2 separate regions of the Homo sapiens genome follow, and region 1 is linked to region 2. Evidence: chromatin contacts called from ENCODE Hi-C data. All regions are on one chromosome and are shown on one strand. The core of a region is the stretch at or near the end of the contact, and the rest is flanking DNA. Distances in the headings are between cores, read along the strand shown.

Region 1 (3,661 bases), core at 1,109-3,608, 980 kb after region 2:
TTATTTTATTTCTAAAGAGTTTTACTGAGTAATATCTCCAGACTTCTTCTTAAAAGATACAAATAATGCATATGTTGCAATTCTTTTGTTTTCTGTATCTTTCATGTTCTCTCTAGTTCACTCTAACTTTGTTCATTTCTGGTTATTTTGCTTATATCTTTTGTTTATGTGTCTTAATGTTGCCCTCCTATTCCTCACTGTGATGTCAGCAGTGTTTCTTCTTAGTGTTTATTACAGTATGCTTGCATTTCCATGGTAGCTTTATTTTTCTCTTCTGCTTCCTTCCTGACCTTCAGAAGTTCTTGTTTCATTTCCTCCTGTGGTGGTGCTAGTATTTCCCCTGATCTCTCAATTGCTCTGCTTCCAGCCTCTTCATTGTTTCATTAAATTCATTGTTCATAGACATTTATTTTGTCATAATTTTCTACTTAATGGCAACTTGTTATTGGTGAGGATTCTTTATGTTCCCCTGTCCTCTTCCTCCTTTTGTCTTGTAAGTTATTTGTATAGATCCTGTGCTAGTTGCCTTTTTGTTACTCATCTTTAAATGAAGTGTGTTCTTCCTGATGTTGGAAGTGATCCAGGGTCTTGTTGAGAAGGGGATGAGCAGTTCCAGGCTAGCAAGAATTCTCCCTGGTTCAGGGACAAACTCATGATGACAAGACTATATGTGCGGGTTGTTTGAATTTTTACCTCTCTCCAGCCAACAGGCATTGGCAGCTACAGAGCAGGAGGCAATTCAGCCTCTCTCCTCCACCCTGCCTCACTAGGACACAGACTGATTGCAGCATTTCTGCACATTTTCTGCAGTTCTGCTTGCTCCACTTTCCTGTGAGGTCAAATGCGGTAAAGGGATGCTCCAACCCTACCCTCCATGTACCTGCCTTTCCTGTGATTCCGAAGAAGGGGTGGTTGGTTTTGCCCTCAAAGTGCCATCTACTTAAGAAAACAGTTTCCTGCCAGCTTTATCTGAGACCTGTGTTCCCAAGCACTCCCTCCAGGAGCCTTTGTGCACCCATATTTGATCTTCACTGCATTGAGAGCCTCTCCAAATATTATCTTTTGGGAGTTAGTCTTCAAGGTTTATCAAATATGAAATTCATATTTCTGTCCCTGTTTTCTGGCAAATTCTAAGGAGAAGGGTAGAAGACATATCTTTTGTCTGACCTTTTAAATGGAAATCCCAATATTTACAAGAGGTAAAAGGAATTTTGAAGTAAACATAAAGAGCAGCCTTAAAGTTGGGAAATGTCCTATCAGGGGAACATATATCCTGCCAATTAGTCATGGAAGAAGGTAGAACAATTACTTGACCTTTGCTTCAGTGGTTAGGGACCAGAAGAGCACCATGCAGACTATGTTCTTGCTGTGTATAACTGTTCCCTCCCTGTGAAACTTATTTCCCCCAACCCCTGCTTTCCGTTATGTTTGTCCTTTAGAATCTTTGGTACCAGCAGCATCAGCATCACATGGCAGCTTATTAGAGATGCAGAATTTTAGGCTCCTCCCCAAGCCCCAGAAGCAGCACAGGAATCTGCATTTAACAAGATCCCCAGATATTCATATGCACATAAAATTTGGGAAGCACCACTGTGGATCTCAGTTCAAGCACCAATTTGCTTCACTGATCAATCACATCAGGTTCCTGTTACGCATACTCATAAAATGATCCTTCAGAGCTCTCGCTCTGTAGCTGTGCATTTATTATGATAATTTTTTTCCTATTCCTGTGTATCTCTCTCACTAAACTAGTGTCAGGCTCTATGGCTTATCCCACAACCAATCAATAAATATTTGCCAAATGACTAAATGGATGTGCAAAATTCATATTTGTATCTGAGTATTTTTAAAGCCAGTTGGCACTGCCCATTCTCCTGCTAGTGGTCTCCCTGCCTCAGACTCATCCATGACTGCATCAGCCTTGGACTCCTCAGCCCAGCTCTCAGACTGGCCCTTCCAGAAGTGAGTGAGTAAATGAAGGAAAAAATGACATTGCTGAAAAATCCAAGAAATTTCATCATTCAGACCGCAGTTCCTCAACATCTCACATATCTGTAAATGCCACAGAGAGATTGTTTCCTGAGTGCTATTTTGGAAAATATAATCACGATTTTTGTGTGGGAAGAAAAGACACTCCCCACAGACATCAGAGCAGACACATCCCCCCAGCCCTAGTCCACAGAGGGTATATTGCAGGAAAGTCTTACTGAAAGAAAGAGGGGCTACAACAGGGCTGGATGGGTGCTGAAGATGCTGAACTCAGGCAATGGAATTGCTTTTGTCAGTTGCCCTCACCAGGTGTGGCTGTATGACTGAAATTGCCAGTCTCCCCTGCTGGTGGTAGGGACTGTTTTGATTAACCAAGTAGAAGGTGACGGTTTAAAACTAGTTTCCCAATTTGGGTAATTAAACCTCTGCTAAATATAGTAGGTTTAAAATGAATGTTCACAACATTGAAACAGAACATGCTAATTCTAAAAATACAGACTCCCTTGCTGTGAAAGACCTCTCAGGGGAGAACCGACATTGAAGCAAAACAATGATTTCATCCCTCCCGCCCACCATCCCCCAGCCTGTGAACCAATTTGTTTGAAGAGATGAGGCTCACCACACTACAGCAAAGGAACCAGAGCTGTTACCAGACACTAAGGAAACTAATCACAGAAAGTCAAAGGAAGAAAGGTTACAAGGCTGAAATTTCTTTTTGTGGGATCCTGTCCTGCACCAAAACAGGCCAACCAGCACTTCTTATGTCTACTCCATACAAGGTATATAAAACTCAAGTTAGTGGGGAAAGGAATTTTCATTAAGTCACTTAGAAATGAGAGACATGCAAATGAGAGAAACTGACTTTCTTTGAAGAAAGTGTAAACTTTCTAGGAAGCCTCTTTCCTGAATAATTAAATCACAGAGAACCTTGACTCTCTGTGGACTCAAAAGCAATTACACCCAGTTCTTAAACAGAGCTGTTCCCTCATCATAAAATCCCCTGTGCATTTCCCTCTGTATAACAACAAATGGTCCACAAACCTCCTTCAAAGAGTTGTCCTCACTTGGTGACTCCACTTCTCTCCCTGTTCTCTTTTATCTCATTCCAACCACAGAAAAAGCTTGTATTGAGGTCACATGCCTTCATGTTGCTCAATCCAGTGGTCAGTCCTTTCATATCAGCAGCATGTGACAAGACTAATGACTCCCTGCCTGAAAAATCTTCCCTTTTCATTCATTTGGCGTTTAGCCTACCATCCCCTCTTCTTTGTACTCTGACCTCAGTAGGGACGACTTTGCTGGAAAAGAAATTTAGAATTTGATTATGTGTGACCTAATCTCCAGTACCCATGTATTCTATTTTTGAAAGACTTGAATTTTCAATTATATTTGTAACAAAACCGTGTATGTGGAAATGATGGAATAACAGCCTCTTTTTTTCCAAGATGATATGTGCATCTTCAGACCTTTATACAGATGAGCTCTTTACCTCCATCTTCTAAAACTATTAATTAATCCAGAGAAGTGTGTTGCTATAAAATATTCTGTGAAGCATTTTCACTTATTTTTCTTTTCTTTCAAAGAAAACAATATGGCCCAGTTCCTGGCTTTTGAAGAACTAGAGAAAATCATCATCATTGGTGCCTCCAAGGCTCTTTGGTTGGTTCTGCAA
Region 2 (3,855 bases), core at 99-2,598:
AAAAATTCAAAAAAATTAGCCAGGCATGGTGGCATATGCCTGTAATCCCAGCTATTTGGGAGGCTGAGGCCGGAGAATTGCTTGAACCCGGGAGGCAGATGTTGCAGTGAGCTGAGATCGCACCACTGCACTCCAGCCTGGGCAACAAGAGTGAAACGCTGTCAAAAAAAAAAAAAAAAATTAAATAAAATGTAGATTAACTCCTGAAAGTGAATACTGTACATGTTTGCATGCATTTTATTCTTTGTACCTTGTGACTGCTGGCTACTTACTGCCTTCCTCCTGATACCAGTTTTTCTCTACTGCATATGTCAATAAATGTTTAGAAATGCTTGAAGAATACAGAGAAAGCCCAAAGTGTTTTTTGTTTTGTTTTGTTTTGTTTTGTTTTTTTCAGAAATGCATCTAAGTGTCTCCTTACAAAATGAGAGAATTCATTGATTAGCCATTCTTTGGACATGCTCTTAAACGTCCTCTACCAGAAGGAATTTCATATTCCTATCACAAAAGGGAAATTGCTTATTCTTATGTTTATAACACCAGATCTTTTATTTGATATATACTATGTGTATATATTATACAAATAAGCTCTTTATAAAAGATAACCATGAAGGAATTATTTCCTGAAACGGCAAAATATAAATTTGCCTGTAAAATCAGAATGCCCTAGCCAATCTTTTGAGATTTGACCAGGATGATCCTGTGGGTAAGGAAACTAACCCTTTCAAATTGCATGAAAATTAGAAGACAAATGAAGATGTTGTGAATGGAAATTCATTTCCAAATAAACCACTGGGATAAAAATCATTAGAATAATGCTAGTTTCAAAATCTATGTTTTTCCGTCTCTTTGTCACTCACAATTATTTCAAATATGTTCACTTTAAAGTACAGTATATATACCTAGTTAGGTTGAGTCATGTTTTAGAAAAATTCCTTAGAGTTTGTTTTTAAGCAAAACAGGACTGTTTTAAACAAAGCAGAACCTTAACAGGAAACTGATAACAGTGGCCAAGAAAAGCATCTTATTTTCTATTTTCTGTGTATTAGAAAGAAACCCTATTTCTCACTTCCTCATATGGTAATTATATCTCGGTGGAATTGAATCCTCAGGACAACAGGGCATGTTATTGTGAGATATTTTACACCTGGCTTAACCATTCTGTAAAATCAGAGATAGTGACTAGCCCAGAGGCTCTGTCTCACTTCCTTCCGGTGTTGCTTAGCTATTGATAAATATTAAGGTGCATGTGATTTGGCTGCTAAAATGAAGAAAGGATGTCAGAAGGCTATCAGTTTGCTGAATCAAACAGCATTGCCACAGGGCTCCAAGCTGGCAGGGCCCCTCTGGGCATTGCCAGGTCACCAAGGAAGTGGCTGGGTGAGGTGGCAACAGGTGTCAGACATGCTGCTGAGCAGATGATCTCAGCAGGCCTGAGGACAGAAGAGAAGGTTACCACACAAAGTGCTTAGCTGTGACCGCAGAGGAATTTCAGCATCAAAGGAATTTGAGTAGAAAAAGGTTTCAAATTTCAGTTAACCCAGGGTTGAAGCAGCAGGACTCATTGATAGAAAGAGAGAAGCAAATAAAAGCCCACACTAGTTAACATAACTCTCAAATAAGAATGCAATTATCTGCAGCCACAGTAGCCCATGGAAAGATATCCCTAACCAGTCATTCAGTTGAGACATAGGGACATCACCTGGGTGGAAAGGACCCTTACAGGTTGTGAAGGAATTATAAGTGACCATTAGTGAGTGGTCACTATGTACCAGACACAGCTGTAAGTGCTTTATGGCCATTAATTCATTCCATCTTCACAACAACACTCTGAGGTAAGTATTCATATTTGCCTTATTGTACAGAGGTAGAAATGGAATCATAAAAAAGTGAAGACATCAGCCCTAGCTGATACAGCAAGTACAGAGGAGAGCCAGAATATAAACCTAAGAAGTCTGTCTGTATAAACCATGCTCTTAGCCACCAAGTTTCACCATCCCTCACAGGGAGAAAACTGCAGAGCAGAAAAGTTCTGGTCTTACTCCTAAGAAGAGATGCACATTACATACATGAAAAGATACCAAACATGACAACATAGAAAATGATGGATGCCAAGTGAGTGCCAGGAACTATAGAGCTGTTGAAAGAGATTCATTGCAAAACAGGTTGGAATAAGCAAGACAAACTTGAGAAGTGGATTCTCACATTGAGTGTGAACAAGCAGGGGCAGTGTGATGTGGAGGAAGGGAGCATGTACTCTACAGGCTTTAGCTTCAGAGGGGCTTGGGTTCAAATCCCAGCTCTGCCACTTACAAGTCATGTGAGCTTGGGGAAGTTACTTATTCTTTGTTTTCTAGTTTTCCTATCTGCAGGGATAGAAAAATGCTATTTCAAAACACTATTCATGAAGATCAAGCAAAATTAGTTATAAGCAGGTCTCAGCATACTTGGTACAAGGTACACATTTAATATGTGTACTATTATCCAACTAGGGAGAGATAGAAAGGGAGCTTCAGGTGAGAGGAACAGCATAAAAAATGATCCGCAAAAGCCAGAAATAAAACTTCTATGAGCTCAGTTCAAGCTGACTGGGTAGGTAAATGTCTGCCATGAACTTGGAAGTGAGAGAGAATCTCCCTTGGACACTCATTAAGGGGCCTCAAAGCCATGAAGAGTTGCCATGTGGTCCTTCCAGTCAATAAATAATTTTGTCCAAACACGAGTGGAAGAAAAAATTAAGAGACACCCGGATGGGGAAAACCCATTCTCTTTTTGGTGAGACAATCTAGCCAGAAGGACACTCTCGCCAGCTAGAGCTCTGCATATCCAAACAAGCACAGGTAAAGTGGAAGAACTGACCAGAAGAGGAGAAAACATGAATTAATTAATTAATCAAAGAAACACCTGTAAGGTTCCAAGTAGGTGGCAGGTAGGCTGAGTGTTAGTGTATCCAGTCAGGCAGGTGGTGATGACAAAGGGCCCCCAGGAAACTCCCATTTGTGTGAGTGAGAAAGGCAAGAAAACAGCATGCACAATGCTACTTGAGGAGCGATGTTTGAAAAAGTGATGCACAGGTTGCAGGGGATGCACAGAAACTAGGGATGCAGCACTGGAGTGGGGTGAGAAGCTTCCAAGAAGAGACAAGCCTTCTGATGGGTCTCAAAGGAAGAGGAGGGTCTCACCAGGCAAAGGGGTTGGGGGACACATTCTAGTCAGAAGGAACACCATGGACAAAGGTTGATGAATGAAGCAGAATGATATCTTTAAGAAGCTGCAAAACACTTTCCACCAGGAGGGTGCAGCTGGGGTGTGGCACATGAGGTTGTGAAATCAGGTCCTAAAGAGGCTGGAAGAATGTGTAGGAAGGAGATGGGCTCCGCTTGGCTCTTAGGTCTCTGCAGAAGGAAAGAGAAGGAGAATGGGACAGGTGGTGAGACTGGAGGCCTGTACACTATTTAGAAAGTTACTGGGCCAGGCACAGTGGATAATGCCTATAATCCCAACATTTTGGGAGGCTGAACCAGGAGGATCGCTTGAGCCCGGGAGATCAAAACCAACTTGGGCAACATGGAAAAACCCTATATTTACAAAAAAATAAAAAATGAGCCAGGCATGTTGGTTTGCACCTGTAGTCCCACCTACTTGAGAGGCTGAAGTGGGAGGATGCCTTGAGCTCAGGAGGTTAAGGCTACAGTGAGCCATAACTGCACCACTGTACTCCAGTCTGGATGACTGAGTAAAACCCTGTCTACAAAAATGCTCTAAAACAACAACCAAAAAAACCCAGAAAGTTACTGCATGGAGCCCAGAGGAGAAATAGTTGCAGCATCACTGGGAGGTGTGGGTAGTGGGGTG

What was found. Hi-C counts contacts between places; a loop is a spot of excess contacts on that map. Pooled maps may share reads with other maps.
Region 1: a loop to region 2 is called in a pooled map, with 10 times the contacts of the local background. The contact joins two enhancer-like sites. A Hi-C loop is called at or near these places in 2 of 37 single-sample maps with no recorded cell type and 4 of 50 pooled maps.

What each region holds. Positions count from the first base shown.
Region 1 is chr5:60,539,078-60,542,738 of GRCh38, forward strand. The region is part of intron 3 of PART1 (prostate androgen-regulated transcript 1); the gene reads left to right. Among named protein-coding and RNA genes, the nearest start is that of PART1, 53 kb to the left of the region's middle. Within about 2 kb of position 2,359, at least 7 of the 41 ENCODE cell types and tissues checked have a DNase peak (open chromatin) inside an H3K27ac peak, as active enhancers do.
Region 2 is chr5:59,561,768-59,565,622 of GRCh38, forward strand. All of the region lies in intron 1 of PDE4D (phosphodiesterase 4D), which reads right to left. LOC107986347 (a long non-coding RNA gene) reads right to left here. Exons shown (of 2, transcript XR_001742409.2): 1 at 1-3,855. Among named protein-coding and RNA genes, the nearest start is that of MIR582, 140 kb to the right of the region's middle. RefSeq lists an enhancer at 1,131-1,781. Within about 2 kb of position 1,349, at least 11 of the 41 ENCODE cell types and tissues checked have a DNase peak (open chromatin) inside an H3K27ac peak, as active enhancers do.